2 separate regions of the Homo sapiens genome follow, and region 1 is linked to region 2. A link is a loop called in an ENCODE intact Hi-C map of the cell type or tissue named here. Cell type or tissue: A673. All regions are shown on one strand.

Region 1 (8,000 bases), 410 kb after region 2:
GCTTCCCCAGTAGCTGGGACTATAGGCGCCCACCACCACACCCAGCTAATTTTTTTGTATTTTTAGTAGAGACGGGGTTTCACTGTGTTAGCCAGGATGATCTCGATCTCCTGACCTCGTGATCCGCCCGCCTCGGCCTCCCAAAGTGCTGGGATTACAGGCGTGAGCCACCGCGCCTGGCCCACAGTGCCCTTCTTACTCTCTCTTTAAATAGTCTAGTAGATTACAAGGCTTCAAGGTCAAGAGCAGAGAGTCTGGTAAATTTTGACTTAGGGATTTTGGCTGGACCAAGATGATATTTAGTTGTGCCCTCTTTGCACTAATTTTTTATTCACCTACCTCTATGCTCACACACAACTTAAAAATAAGATAGGGCAGAAAATGAGGACTTATACTTTCAAATTGTAGTATCTTGATGTCATATCTTCACCACCTCAGATGCATATTAAGGATAAAACCTAGAATAAAAACTGAATCACCAAAGAATTCCATTCCTTTGCTTATTCTGACCTTTCGCTTGAATACGTCAACATGTAGCTTTTGCATCTAGTTGTACAACTCTTGCATAGTGTCTCAGATTCTGCATTTCTCCAGTATCCATATTACTAAAGTGAGAAATTTTGTAACAGAATAAAATTGGTGCTACTTTTTTCTCCTCTATGGAAGGTATCTAAAATGAGACAGGTAATTTTTGTTTTTAAGAAAAGTAACCAACACATAACTTCTTACCGGATGCTTAAAATTACCCTAACTAGACCCTGAATATGACATCTTGAAATAAATATTCCAATAAGTAAATATCATACATGGAAAAACTATGAAAAATCAGCAGACAAAAAAATAATTTGTCTCATAAAACTTAGTATTGAAGTCTGGATATACTTTTGAGGTTTAAAAGACTTCAGAGTTGAAGCATGGCGTAAAATACAAGAAAAACATAAATAAACCTTTTAAGTATAATATGTTTTTTCCCAAACATGACAGTTACAGTAAGTAAATAAAATAATCATAAAATATCAAAGCACTAAATATATTTCCAACATGCACAAATAATCTACATGAGGGTAGGGTCGCTGAGACCCCACGATCCTGCTGTGAAATCCTGGCGAACTATGACTGTAGTCAACCCCCCACAATTCCAAACATGACAACACAAATGCTGAAGACTGTGTGAATTGTTTCATCACTAGACCTCGGAATTTAAAGTCCTTGAGGAAATTCAAAAGTCAGCCTAGAATTCTGTTCTTCCTAATTCAGGAATGGGTGGCTTTTGGGTTTTCTCTGTTTTTATTCATGATAAATTTCCAAAGGCACCCATGGCACTGTGTTCATGCTGCCTCATGTAACCAAGAGAACTGTGATGTCTGTAAAAGATCCCTGGAGTGTTCTCTCCAGAAGAGTTTGTCCAAGTTCACAAATTCTCTCTTGTACTTCTGTAAATATCAGGACGAGGTAAACATGAAGAAAGAAAAAAAGTCACCAGCATAGTGAAAGCATGATAATGAGGAAAAATAGACTGGAATTAAGAAGAGAGAAGTTTTAGCTTAAATATCAAGGGAGGAAAAAAAAAGGATATATTGATAATAAACCCACCGGATTAGTGCACTGAATGATTTTTAAAATAAATAATGATCTTAAAACCATTTAAAACTGCATGTTCCTGGAAAAAAAAATGCAGAAGACCTTTAAAAGTTCAAGGTTACAAAAGCTCCTGCAGGAGAATGCAGTTCTTGATTATTTACATATTTTTATTATTTAGCATTTTCTGAGATATTCTCTGAAACTAAAAATAGCTCATATTTACATAGTTTTATTTGCCAGACACTGTTCTAAGCACTTTAGACACTTTCACTCATTTTATCCCCACAACAACTCTGTGAAGTTATTACTGTTATCTCCATTTTACAGATGAGGAAACTGAGGCACCAAGAAACAAAGTAACTTGCCCAAAGCCACACTGTGATTGAGCAGTGAACCCCAGGACTCCAGAATGAATACTCTATCTGCTCACTCTGTAGAGAGATTTGTAGAGCGTGCATTTGGTTTAAAATACCAAGTTTATATACCTAATTCTTCCTTCAGCAATTGTAGTTATATATAACCAAATGAGGCAAAGTTGTGCAATAGGTGAAATTTGTCCACTTTGTACCTGTCTGGGGCCTTCTTCTGAGCCCCGTGCCTCCTGACAGTGCGCCTACCACAGCCTTTGGTAACCAGGATTCTCATGTTTTTTTCTACCTTCCATATTAAAAAAAAAAAAAATGCTGTCAGTTGTTAAAATGATTTAACAAATATTCCAATGAAGGACAAGTGGCCAGAGCTTCTTAATATAATCCGTGCACAAAAAGTATTTATTGAATGACTATGGACTGGAAGAGTACTGTATCTTACTGACTTCATGGCACCAAAAGTTCTAAGACTCAACAGCAGATGGGTTTAAAACCTTTACATTGATTCTTGCATAACTAAAGCAATAACTTAAGAGTCGTGTGGCAAGCTGCTCTCACTTGCTGATGCTCAAGTTAGTTGTAATTAAATGAGAGAGGGTGGGGGAGAGGGAGAGACATGGGAAGAGGGCATGGGTGGTTGTGCAGAAGATTAAAACACAGATTAATGTACCCTATGAATGGGGTGGGGGTGGAAGTGGAAGCAATTTCCAGAACGGGGAGTGGGAAGAGTAAGAAAAGTCAATTGTACATGTGGCATTTCAACACCGCAGCATTCCACCAAAACCGAGAGCCAGCTCAGCAGGGAACATCTGCCAGTTGCTTCCAAATGAAGGGGAATCATTCTTCCAATGAGAAAATAGTGATGAAGGATCGTCTTGGACTGGGAATAAAACTGAATTTTTACAGAGCCAACATCAGGCTTATTTTTTAAAATATTCCCACAACATTTAGATGTGCAGCGAGAAAAAGAGAAGAAGGAATCCACTTCCCCGGAATTGAAAGCATATCGGAAAAAGAGTTTAGTTAAGCATGTGCCTAATTTAAAGTACAGAAGTTTTATCAGGCTGAACCATATAAAGCTGTCATTTTTGTAAATCAAAAATGGTCAGATAGAGGCGATTTTACATGGTTCAACCTAAAAGAATTGAAGCAGTATTAATCAATATGTAGCTGTAAATCACAGTAATACCTAATCATTGTAAGCTGTGTTTTGTTCATAAAATAATTTTGCCATTGTCACACAGCTGGTAAATGGAAAGCTTTCTAGCTGGTGAGGTCTCCTATCATTAGCCCACATGTAGCTTCCATAGCACATTTATTCATTCAGCAAATATAGTTGAACGTTTACCATGTGTCATATACTGTGCTGAAGATCATTTTTTTAATGTGGACGAATTGCCTACTATTTCTTGCATAGCCTTTGGCCTCTAAGCTATTCACTGGGAAGCCTAGTGTGTTTTCAGTGTGAGTCAGATCAAAACTGTAAGGGGAGGGACAGGGTTGGTAAGAAGAAATGATAAAGAGGAGTTGCAAGCCTCACAATGACTTTATCTGTTTTTTCATATAAACACATCTCTAGAGGAAGGCATTTTAGACACCAAGGCCAGCCAGGAAAGGGAGCCAGCCTGGCCTGGAGCAGCTAACTACAAAGAAGCCTACGCAGCCCTGCCTCCCAGTCACAGCCCACTGTGCCCACATGAGGCCCACCCACAGGCAGGCAGAGCAGGTATGCAAGCAGCATCAGCATCGCCTGGGCATTCTTTAGAAATGTCTATTCTCAAGTCCCACCACAGCCCCACAGAATCATAAGCCCTGGGGGTGGAGCCCAGCAATCTGAGTTTTAACAAGTCCTCCTAGTGATTGGATGCACACATTAGTCTGAAGAACACTGCTTTAGGGAAGAGGAAGGCCGTGCAGGGATTAAGAAGGTTGAGGGCATGCGGGAACCCAAATGGTAACAAAAGAATCAAGGCAGCCCGGAAATACAAATCCTGTTGAATTTCACATTTTCATATGAAAATATCAAGTTGTTTTTTACTAGGCATTGAATCACATGAAAACTTAAACCACAGATAATACCAATTACTAACACACTGAGGAATTACAATGTTCCAGATTATTGGTTAAGTTCTCCACACAGATTTCATTTACTCCATCAAGAAACCTTATAATGCAACTATTTAACAAATAAAAAAATAGATAAGAAGTGAAATAACGGGTGGGTTAAATAACTTTCCATTTTCCATGCATTTAGCAAGTCGTGGGACCTAATTCAAAGTGAGGCAGTCTGATTTCGCTCAGCTATCTGCTACATTTCACAGGACATTCTAACACATCGTATCTCTTATTCCCAGCATGAAAACATGCCCATTCTCCATTCATTCTTCATTCAAAGTACTGTAGCTCCCACAACAAGGTGAGAGAAAAAAACGATGTATACTCTTTGCTGAGTTCCCACCCAAACCAAATACATTTTAGTGTTGGGAAAAGCATCCATCAGAGAACAAAGGATGTAGCTCCACCTAGTGGATAAATGTCCCCATTTATTTCAAATCGCCTTCTGTTTGTGCAAGAGCACAGTAATGAAAACAGAACCTAGTCCTGACAAATCACTACAAAGCTAGCAACCCCAGCTACAAGCAGAGACTTTGTTAGAAGTGAGCTCAGCTGTATTCCTCTTGGTCAAGACCCTATTTTGTGAGCTGTATGTGCAACAGCCCATTTTAGAGTATCACAAGAAGGACACACCCAGCTAGGAACTCTGTTATCCCCTCAATCTCTCTATGCACTGCTTTCTACCTCTGTAAATGCAGACAATACAATCTGACTTCTCTGAGTCCTGCTGGTAGGAATAGCAAAGAAGATTATGCTTGCAAATAAGAAATGTTAATTCTGCTTAACTACAACAAATCCCAGTTAGGCTTCATGGGATAAGATATACCTTTCATTCTCTACACACCCTTCTGAGAAAAGAAGTACAAGAGGGCAGGTGGGAAAAATGGAGCTCAAGAAAGTAAAGCAATTTGCCTTTGTTTATTTAGTGACAGGTAAACAGCTGACAGGTTTTTCTTTTACTGGCTTTATCTGACTCTGGATCCAGATCCATGATGAAATGAAGCCATTGCCCCAGGACTATGCTCCAGGGGTCATTCAGAATGGTCTAAGGAAAATTTCAACTTCCTGTGATTCTGCAATGGCCCTAAACAGATATAACTGAAATCTGCTTTAACTAGCCACAGCAGCAACATTGCCCAACATGTAGGAAATATTTGCTATATGTCAATGGGCTTCTATGTTCATTGAAGCTCAGGAGGCGTTGCATTGAATGAAATAAAGTCTGTTCACTGAAGTCCAGACCCTCATATGCTATTTAAATGAAGGCTCTCCAAAAGAAACATCTGGTCCACTCTATTCCCTAAATTATTTGGCCAAGGATCCTTTCTTTCTTTTTTTGGTAGAGCACCCAGTAAGACTGGTGTTCAGCGGGATATGCGATGGGAAACCCTGGCCTAGGGTGGATGGTGTGCTTATCACCAACCCTGCCCTCCCAGTGCACACCTTAAAATGATGTGCCAAAACAGGCCATTTCACATCAACATGGTAACTCTGGTAACCAGCATTTAAGATATTCAGGTCTTTCAAAATAAAATATTTTTGAGAAAAGTGAAATATTAATTGTAATTTTCCAGTATAATTCCACGTAGTTGTTTCTCAGTGGCTAGCTCCATCCCTTTCAGGGCTTCATAGACAGGACAGAACAGTCTCTTAGTCTATCTCCTCCTCAACACATGCCTCTAAGTCTGAGTGTTCTGCCCTCCAACCTCTCCACAGTTCTGGTGGCTCCCTCCCATCTCCTGTGTCTGATTCTTCCTTCCAGCAATGAAGGATGCATTCTGCTGTGTGGCCAACATAGACTCTGGGAATTCAAGGAGACACAAGACACAGCCTCTGCTCCCAAGGAGCTTAGATTCTTATCTCTGGGATTGCTCATATCTGCTCAGATGCCTGGCTTTATTCCCTGACTCTAAGGACTGAGGATCGTTAGTGGGGTTCTCCTGCCCCCTGCAGCAGCACTCAGTGGCCCTGCGTTGGCTCTGCTCTGGATTTTCCCATGACTTCCCAGCACACCCACAGCTGCCACCTCTGCCCGGCTGTTTCACTGAGTAGGGCTGGGGCTGCTGCTGGAGCTGCACATGGTGATTTTTGCTGTATTTTCCACTGCACAGGCTGCTTGCTCCTAAAATGGTAAAGGCTGCTTCTACTACACAACTTTGCAAAAACAGGTGAAAGAGAGAGGAGATGGGAGAGAGAAAGAGGCCCCGGTCACTGCATGCTATCGGTTCTGGGAAGCCAGGAGACAAAGAGCTGTCACCCAGTCCTCCATGTTTCACAAGGGGACTCTGAACAGTGTCGAAGAGCAGCTGCAGTGCCAGCCTAACTGTAGCGCTTCCTGGGAGTACATATGAGTCAATATAAACAGGTTCCAACATTTTTCATCTTCCCTATGGTATCTAAAGGCAGTGCTCCTCACGGCCTTTCCATGCCCAGCTCAGGAGGCCACCAGCTCACTTGGAAGCCCTATACTGGGGACCACCTTTCATTAATAGAGTTTATGCTTATCCTTGCAGCTCTCCCTGCTCCCACTCAAACAGGATTTTCTTTTATCACTCTAATTTCAAAATTACACCCAGGAGAGAGGGAAGGAGATTCTACTCCTCATTTCCTCCCTTCTGAGCTGCATGGTCCCCTTTTCTCCAGGCTCAGAGGCCATTTAATACAATTGTAGGCTTGCCCAGGAACAGAACCACCATTTATCATCTCACTTCTAGGAGAAATGATGATGCCTGGAGCACAGATACAGGCACCAGGGAAAGCAAGCCTATTTGATAATCGAAGGGATAAATCCAAGGGTCACTCCACCTTCTGATATAAAAGCTTTAGAAATGAAAGTTTATGCATTGGGGACTTCTTTTATTTAGGCTTTGGCTGACTGATCCTCCAAACCCATCAAAAATAAAAGAGCAAAGTCAGTCTGAAAGTAATCTTTGTTCCATATAACTTAAGATGAGACAGGGGAGGAGAGGGAAACTACAGTCCCCAGGCAATAGGTAGCAGGGAGTCCCCTGCCAAAAGGTGCAGAAGTTGATCTCTGACATCTTGGACAACTAATGGCTCCCATCTTGCTCATTATAAGAGTTGGACCTTATCCTGTAAATCAGGATAGGAGGCAGTGGCAGCTTCGCATCCTGCTTTGAAAGGATGCTGACTCCTACCATAGATCATCTGGAAAACTCCAATCTAAATTCTAGGGGAAAAAGAGATGCTGAAACCTCAGCTTTTTTCCTCTATTATTATCCACATAATAAACACTATTATTATTTATATATTATTTCTAGAAATAATATTTATATACAAATATATAATATATGTAACATATATTTGTGTATATGTTATTTCTAGAAATAATATACAAATTTATATAAATACTATAAATTATATATTATTTTATAATATAAATATATATTATTTATATTTATAGTATTTATTATGTGTATGGAGATAAACACACTTCAATGAATATTAGCAGCCCATTGCACTTAGGAATAAACATCAAACTCTAAAGTTGACCTGAAGGCCCTACCTGAGCCCACATTTCCTCCTGGTCTCCCCAGCTCATGTCATATCAATCTCCATGCCTGCTGCTCTGGTCCTTTTTCAGACCCTCTCAGGTGCCATGCTACTTCCTGCCTCAAGGCCTTCATGCAGGTGTTCCCTCTGCCTGGAATTAATGCCCAGCTCAAATGTCACTTCCTCAAGGACTCCTGCCCTTACCCTAGACCTAGGTTGGACCCCATCACTCACTTCCATCATATATTTCCATAGCCTCTTTTGCCTCCTAGTACTTTTCATAATTGAAATTAAATAATTTATTGGATCATTGGTTGATTCATGCCTCTCTCCTCCCACTCAACTAGCAGAAAGAAGTGTGGAGGCAGCCAATTATTATTTGTAAAATGAAGGAAAGAAGAAACCATAGAGTTTAAAAACAAA
Region 2 (8,000 bases):
AAAAAAGAGAGAGAAAGTGCTAACTCATTTTAAATCTCATATTTTAAAAGACATACTAATAGTCACAATGTACTAACAAGAATTTGAGTAAGAAAAGTAGGAAAAGGATAGGTAAAAGGATGTTGACATTAGATACTTCAAAGAGAAAGAAGAAAGATTTTGTGATATTGAAGACCTTTAGTTTCTTTCCTTATTAATAAAACAGAGTTCATAGCCAGACCATAGACAAAGACAGATTGGTGATAAGAAGTTAAGCAATGGCAGTATTTCACATATGTGAACAGAAATTTATTAAATCATGACATTTATCTGCTCAGTACTTTGATAACATAGATCTATTCTATTTTTAATCCTGAATAATTTAAAAAATTACTCTACATTAAATATTTAACCTATTCAAAATTATCCTGTCCTAAATATATCAATTAAATGCATACATTATATGCAAGATCACTTTTACTAAACCAAATTAAATATTGAACTAAATTTAATAATTAAACTGGATTTCATATTAGATCAATTTAACACACAGTATAAAAAGTTCAGTTTGTGCAAGAATGAAAGGGTAACAGGAATAAATATTGGATAGGTTAAAAAAGAAATGACTGTGAATTTAGTTAATAAAATATTCAACATTTAAAATTATAAGGTAATATTTATGCGACATATGCATGTATATTTGTGAATGTATGCACATGTGTATGTGTATCACTGTGCTGATGCATGTAAAGATTTTAGACATTATTACCTAAGTAGACCCTTATTCTGGAAATATCTAGATAATCATGACTTCCCAGAATTCCCAGGCACCACCATAGCGTATGTTTTCCCTCATAAAATGCAGTCAGGTAAAAATAAAAACATAAATTACCTCTTACAATCCCTAATAAGAACTACCATACTCATAATAAAAGATGAGTTGATACAGTGTCTGAGTAGTTGACTAGCTTCATTTACTCTCCAATTTTCTTCATTCATTGAAGAAAAATATTTATTGAGCATTTAGTTGTGCTGGGAACTGCTCTAGGTACTCAGGAAATAGAAATGAATCAAACACAAAATGTCCTTACTCTTATGGAGTTTCATTTTAAGGCAGCAGGAGGACAAACACACACATAATGTGCCATTTGATAACGAGATATAAAGAAAAATAAAACAGAATAAGGAGGATAGAGATTGACAGGGAAAAAAACAACATTTTATTTAGACTGACAAGGGAAGGTCTTTCTAGGAAGGTGGTATTTGGGTATAATGAAATGAGGAAGAAAGTCTTTCTGACCTGGAAGAAGAGTCACTAATCCTCAGAGCTGAAGATAGCTGCCATAGTTCGAATGTGTCCCCCAAAACTTCCTGTGTTGGAAACTTTATCCCCAATCCAACAATGTTGGGAAGTAGGGCCTAATAAGAGAGGTGATCAGGTCATGAGGGCGGAGCCTCAAGAATCGATTAATGTCATTATAATGGGAACAGGTTAGTTATCTCAAGAGCAGCTTGTAATGAAGGGAGTCCAGCCCCTTCTGCATCCCACTCTTGCCCTTCTGCATCCCACCCTTCCGCTATGAGATGACTTTGGCCAGATGCTGGGACAGTATTCTTAAACTTCCAAGTCTCTAGAATCGCAAACCAAATACAATTCTGTTCTTTATAATCTACCCAGTCTGTAATATTCTTTTATAGTAGCAGAAAATGAACTAAGACAGTAAATAAGTGACTTCTACTACACAGCAGTCTCATATATTTTACCATAAACTTTCAGCATTGCTTGCAAACTGTCCCAAAGGAAAATGTTAAACCTGAACATTCAGTAAGTTTTGAAGATCAAAGACATTCTAGAAAGGTCTCCAAATCCTAAACCCTCATGCAATATCAAATTAGAAATAAGTGTTTACACACATACACCAATGAAATTCAAAGTACAATTGTTTATACATAAAGTTTAAATCAAGGCTAGCCTCCAGTAACTGATATACAGGATTAATGCTATCTTCTGTTTAACTTAAAGTAAACTAGAACCTACAGTATATATTCTTTCTAAAATGCAAGAGTCCAATTTTCTGTCTTTGTAAGGAGGAAACATCAAACGAGATAGAAACTTCTTTGATGATTGAAAAGCTTACACGGCCTTCCAGTCCTCCCTCTGAACATTCATTCTCACTCTGCTCGCAGTATTTGAAGAAATAAAAGGGTAGAGAATAACACTGAATTTATACCAAAAGCAAGATATTAGCTGGAAATATGTTTGGGGCTAAAGCTCTAAAATAAAGCTGTTTTTTCCTAAAATCAATTTCTCTAAGTTTGCTGAATTTTATTATTAGGATCTATGATTACTTAGATTCTAATTAGTCAATTTTATTATACAACAATTAATTATAACTTCCATTTCTGAAAACTTTAGCAATTATAAAAGGAATCAAACCAACACAATTTGGCTTCAAATAGAGAAAAAATTGGGGTGGCTCAGTATTTTACACATATTCTATTTTCCACTTTATTGTCACAGCTCTTGAAAACACATACTGTATCTCTATCTCATGGATAAGTATAACAGTCAAAGTTAAAACTCTCTCAGTCAAGACCTATCATCTGTGAAACTTGCTTCCCCAGGAGATTCTTCCTTCCCATTGCTGTGACATTTTATCTAGCAAAGCATCTCTGTAACATCTATTTGGTAGCTTTGTTTGTTTGTTCCTAACTAAAATAGTGAGAAACCAAATTTATTCCAGTCAAATAAAAACCACTTGCCTTGTCAGCTTACTGCTATTGCTGTATGTCCTTGGTCTGAGAAGAAAGCATTGCTCTTTACTGGATCCCCCATACTATTAAAAGAGTGTGTGGTTTGCTATAGGTACTCCAAAAATTGAATTCAAATGAACTGCACTAAATTACCTGGAAGCCCATACTATCTTTACCCCTTCAATCCCCATTGCTTGCACCTGACATGATTTTTGCCAAACTTCATTAAATAACATTTGTCTTATTTTATATATCCTAGTATTCACTTTTTAATCTCAATAGAATAAATCTAATGAAAGTGGTAAAACATGTCCTAAAGGTAAATATGTCTTAACTATCGCTGCAAAAACTGTCTTCTCTTTTTCTTAATATCGCAATAAATGAAATACATAACTGTCTATAATCTACACATGCTTTCCACTATGCCTTCTTGATTACATTTTGTTTATAACAAAATAAAATAATTTAAATTACATTTGAGTGATTCTCCAGGATAATAATTCCTGATACTAACTTATTGCCAAATTCAAAAACAAAAAGGGGTTTTAACCAGAACTAAATTTCAGTGTTCCTGTTTGCTGTTGTATACATGTTTTTAAAATATAGCAGCCATGCATTATTCTCTTCCACTTTTGTAATATGCAAGATGATGTTATGCACGCTGCAGGTACACTGTAAAAAAGATTTATTTATGCAGCTTTGAAGTGGAAATAAATAGCTCTTCTTTGGAGGTTTAAAAAGAAATTTTAATTTGTTTATTTGATGATATTTTCCCAATTGTATAGTATTATTTAGCAGTGACCAATATTATTTTTAATGCAAAATCTTTATTGTAGTAGAAAATGAGATATTTGAACTTGCTCTGCTCTGATCAGTATAAGTCATTGATTGGAATGTGAAACAAGTTAGGATACACATTTAGGCTATATTTAGGCTACAGCTGTCCTTTTTTTTATTTTTTTTAATTTTTACTCCTCAATTTAAAGGGAAAGTTGGATCATAGCCATATTTTTTCTTGAAAATGGGAAAATGGCTTTTGAAACACTGAATGGGTAGAGACAGAATAACAATTCAATAATTAGGCATTCTTACAATCATTTGCTAAGCTGAACTTTTAAAATCAGACTTATAATTTAATTTTCTACCTATATACACACACTGTTGTTTATGTGAGGTTTCAACATCTCTTTCTTTCTCCTTCCCTCCCTCCCTCCCTCCCTCCCTCCCTCCCTCCCTCCCTCCCTTCCTTCCTTCCTTCCTTCCTTCCTTCTTTCCTTCCTTGCTTCCTTCCCTCTTTTGAAACAAGGCCTTACTCTGTCACTCAGGCTGGAATGCAATGGTGTGATCTTGGCTCACCGCAACCTCTGTCTCCAGGGCTCAAGTGATACTCCCACCTCAGCCTCCCCAGTAGTTGGAACTACAGGCACGTGCCACCAAACTCGGCTAATTTTTGTATTTTTTTGTAGAAACGGGGTTTCATCATTTGCCCAGGCTGCTCTAGAACTCTTGGGCCCAAGCAATTCAACTGCCTCAGTCTCCAAAGTGCTGGGATTACAGATATGAGCCAATGTCTCTTTCATTACCCTAGATATGGGAAAGTCCCAAGACAATGTCCTGTGAAGACTTCATTGTGTTACCAAATCTCAACAAGTATTGTATGCGCAACAAAGTCATAGTTATTCCATTGCTACAAAAGTAGTGGAAAAGAAGAATATCAGATATTTCAAATATCACCGCAGAATTCTTTTTTCTTTGGTGTGATATTGGATCATGGCTGTCAATTCTTCATGACTTTCCATAAATATATTTATACATTCATACCTTTAGCCATATGACTTTATAGTTCTCCCACTAAAGGCATGGTATATTTCTCTGTTTCACTAATGTTGGGATTGTGACATACTTGGTCAATGGAATGTGGGAGAAGTGAGAAGGTGCTAGTTCCAGGCAAAAGCCACAGAAGATATCAAATATTTCTACTTATCTTTATTCACTCCAGTGATTCACTGTGTTGAGAACAAGTCTCAGGTAGCTGCTGGTCCATGAAGAATAAAAAAGTACATGGAGCATACTGAGCCAACTTCAGCATGGACATAAGTTGAGCAGTGTCCTAAAGCAGGGCTGTAGCTGTTGACCTTCAGGCCAAAGGCTAAGAAAAAAGAATGCCTATTATTATAAATCACTGGTTTATTTCAGTTGTTATACAGCATTGGTGCAGCAATAGCTGACTATACAGATATTTTGTCCACAATAAGAGAGAAAAGAAACAAAGAAAAATAAATGCTTCTCAGAAACAATAGCCAATTTAATAATACAATAATATAAGGATAGCCTGTTATTTTAATAATGAAAATTATGGCATTTTTTAGATGCTAAGACCTCTATGAATAGACCTAAATACAAGGAACAAAGATAGTTTGACTATAATCTCCATTTGAATACAAAACAAAGGATTGGGTTATAGACACATTTACAAACAAACACATGAGGCTAATTGGGGTTCATTCTCCAGCATCAGTAATTATATAATCTATAAGTCCCTTGGAAAATATAAATTAAGATAGGCATATTTGGCTGAAGGAATCTTTGAAAATTTTGCTTACCTCATAGCATACTTTTAATGCCCGGGAATCAAGTAATGCCTCATCTCAACCTAACTCAAACATTTTACTTTCTCCAAACTTGTATAACCTTCAAAATTATTGTAACTTTTTACATCTCCTCCCATTATTTGATTTTTTTCACCACAAAAAGTCTTGTTATGACTAAGAGAAGTGTCTACTTAGAGGGAAGATTATTAGGAGAACACAAACATTTACCTCTTCTTTGAGGACTACCTTTACTATGACTTCCAGAGAAGAGAGAGAGAAAGAGGAAAAAAGAAAGATTTTTTAGATAATTTTTCTATTTCTTCCTGAAAACCAACTGCAATCATATATGTATATATGTCCCTGGATTCTATGAAACAACACTACCCTTAAAATAAATATTCCTCTTTGCTTACGAAATACTGTATGTATTTTGAATCGTATTCCTGCTACTTGAAACTAATTGATATAGAAATTACTTCCAGGAGTGGAAACTGCAATTGACAGACCTTAAAATATAAAACTGGCTGAAGTCAAAACATACAGGACTGATTCTAATCCTTCTCATGAGAGATAATTTATTTAAAATATCTTCTTCAGTTCCTTAACAATTAAACTATATGCTCTACAAGACTTAGTGAAAAAAAGGTCAGAAAGGTAGAGTATATTTATATTTTCTATATAAACTGTAATCAAAGCCAGCCCTCAAAATAACTAAAATGTAATAACAAAGGAATTATCTATGTTTCCTAAGCTCTTCTGCCATAGTCAGAGATCTAAGCACTGATGACATTTACATGATAAAAAGTCTCACTGAAACCGAGCAATCTCAAACTCTATAGCACTCTAAAGCCAGTGAACAAACTGGAGACTTTATAGGCTTAGGAATGGAAATGAAAATGCCTAGGAAAACCAAAATACCAAGAAAACTTCAAATTGCCTAAAACGACAAAGCTACACAAATAAGAGATGTCACCCTTAGATTAGGAAAAATGTCTCCCACTATGACTACACAAGCCTGTGGTTTCCTGTGTTCTGAAGGACAAACCATTAATCAAAGAACAGATTTGTTGTTACACAGAATTCATTGTCCTGTTTCTAAGAATTAGAAGTCATTCAGATGTCCAGTCTTGACTGTGGGCTTGAGAACAATGATTCCACTTGCTAATGAAGATCTCAAAAAAAGAAACTGGTGGGCACCCAATTATAGCTTGGATGTAAATCTCATACTCACTAAATAAAGAGTGGTGAGTGATTAAAAATTCAAGCAACGTTCAGGCACTAGTGTTTCTACTAACAGTAAATGAATCATAAGGACAGCACGATAAATTCTAACTGAAAACCTTCTTAGTACCAACCTTCAAAAACAATGGAATTTTTATTTTATTTTATTTTTCCTAGAAGACAAAATTGGAGCAACCAGTCTGACTGACCCAGCTGCCACTAAATTTAGAGGATAGGTAAAACTCTCATGATGGGCTCTGCAGCACTTTTATATATTTAGGAATGTATGTATAAAATTAGTGTAACTATCACCCAAATAATGTACATTGTACCTATTAAGTCATTTATCATCCCTCACCCCCTCCCACCCTTCCACCCATCTGAGTCTCCAATGTCTATTATTCCACATTCTATGTCCATGTGTACATATTATTTAGTTCCCACTTAGAAGTGAGAACATATGCGTTTTGACATTCTGAGTTGTTTCACTTAAGATAATGGCCTCCAGTTGCATCCATGTTGCTGCAACATATATTATTTTATTCTTTTTTATGGCTGAATAGTATTTTATATATATATATATATATATATATATATATATATATGAACATTTTATTTATCTAATCAGCCACTGATGGGCATTTAGGTTGATTCTATATCTTTGCTATTGTGAATAGTGCTGTGATGTACAAGTGCAGGTATCTATTTGATATAATGACTTCTTTTCTTTTGGGTAGATACCCAATAGTGGGATTGCTGGACCAAATGGCAGTTCTATCATTAGTTCTTGGAGAAATATCCATACTGTTTTCCATAGAGGTTATATTAATTTGCATTTCCACCACAGCTCTCTTTACTGGTCTTCCTCATTTTGCTGTGTTTTATTTATAATTTTTAAATTATATCAAAGTACCTCACTTGGACTTTTACATTTTTATACATATTTGCCACATCTGCTAACTAATTCAAATTTTACTTACTCTTTTGGTTATGTAATAGAAATGGAGGATTATAATCAATTGTTAACCTTTAAGTATTTAAAGTCAAGGGAAACTTCTCTATGGGAGGACCTCAATTTTCCACTTGGGCCAAAATGCAAGTCAGTGATGGAGGAAATTTCTGATTAAAAAATATTTAAGATTCAAAAGAAATCAGGCTAAGGAAGGAAGATATTAAAAGTGAAATGTAATGCTGATTTCAAACACCACTGTTATACCCCTTACATAAGAAAGGACCAGATGGTTGTAGACATGGCACATGTATACATATGTAACAAACCTGTGTGTTGTGCACATGTACCCTAGAACTTAAAGTATAATAATAAAAAAAATTTAAAGAAAAGAAAGGACTTGGCTGAGAATACATGCACCTGAGATCTGGATTCAGCTATTACTCTACTTAGGTCCTAAAGGTTAAACAAGATATTTATCTATTTATTGTCTCAATATCTTCACC

Evidence for each region. A loop is a pair of places that touch in the nucleus more often than their neighbours do. Peaks named below come from ENCODE experiments on the same cell type or tissue, not always from the same donor. Only the 100,000 strongest peaks of a DNase experiment are listed, where the experiment ranks them.
Region 1: a loop joins it to region 2, with 2.4 times the contacts of the local background. A loop is called at or near these places in 2 of 110 quality-filtered maps.

What each region holds. Positions count from the first base shown.
Region 1 is chr6:91,078,134-91,086,133 of GRCh38, reverse strand. No RefSeq gene overlaps it. Among named protein-coding and RNA genes, the nearest start is that of MIR4643, 440 kb to the left of the region's middle. In A673, CTCF peaks have their summits at 4,455 (motif pointing left) and 5,990; DNase peaks (open chromatin) are centred at 2,673, 3,773 and 4,453; H3K27ac peaks cover 3,039 bases.
Region 2 is chr6:91,489,252-91,497,251 of GRCh38, reverse strand. No RefSeq gene overlaps it. Among named protein-coding and RNA genes, the nearest start is that of MIR4643, 28 kb to the left of the region's middle. In A673, no CTCF peak of the experiment used is centred here; a DNase peak (open chromatin) is centred at 4,101; H3K27ac peaks cover 981 bases.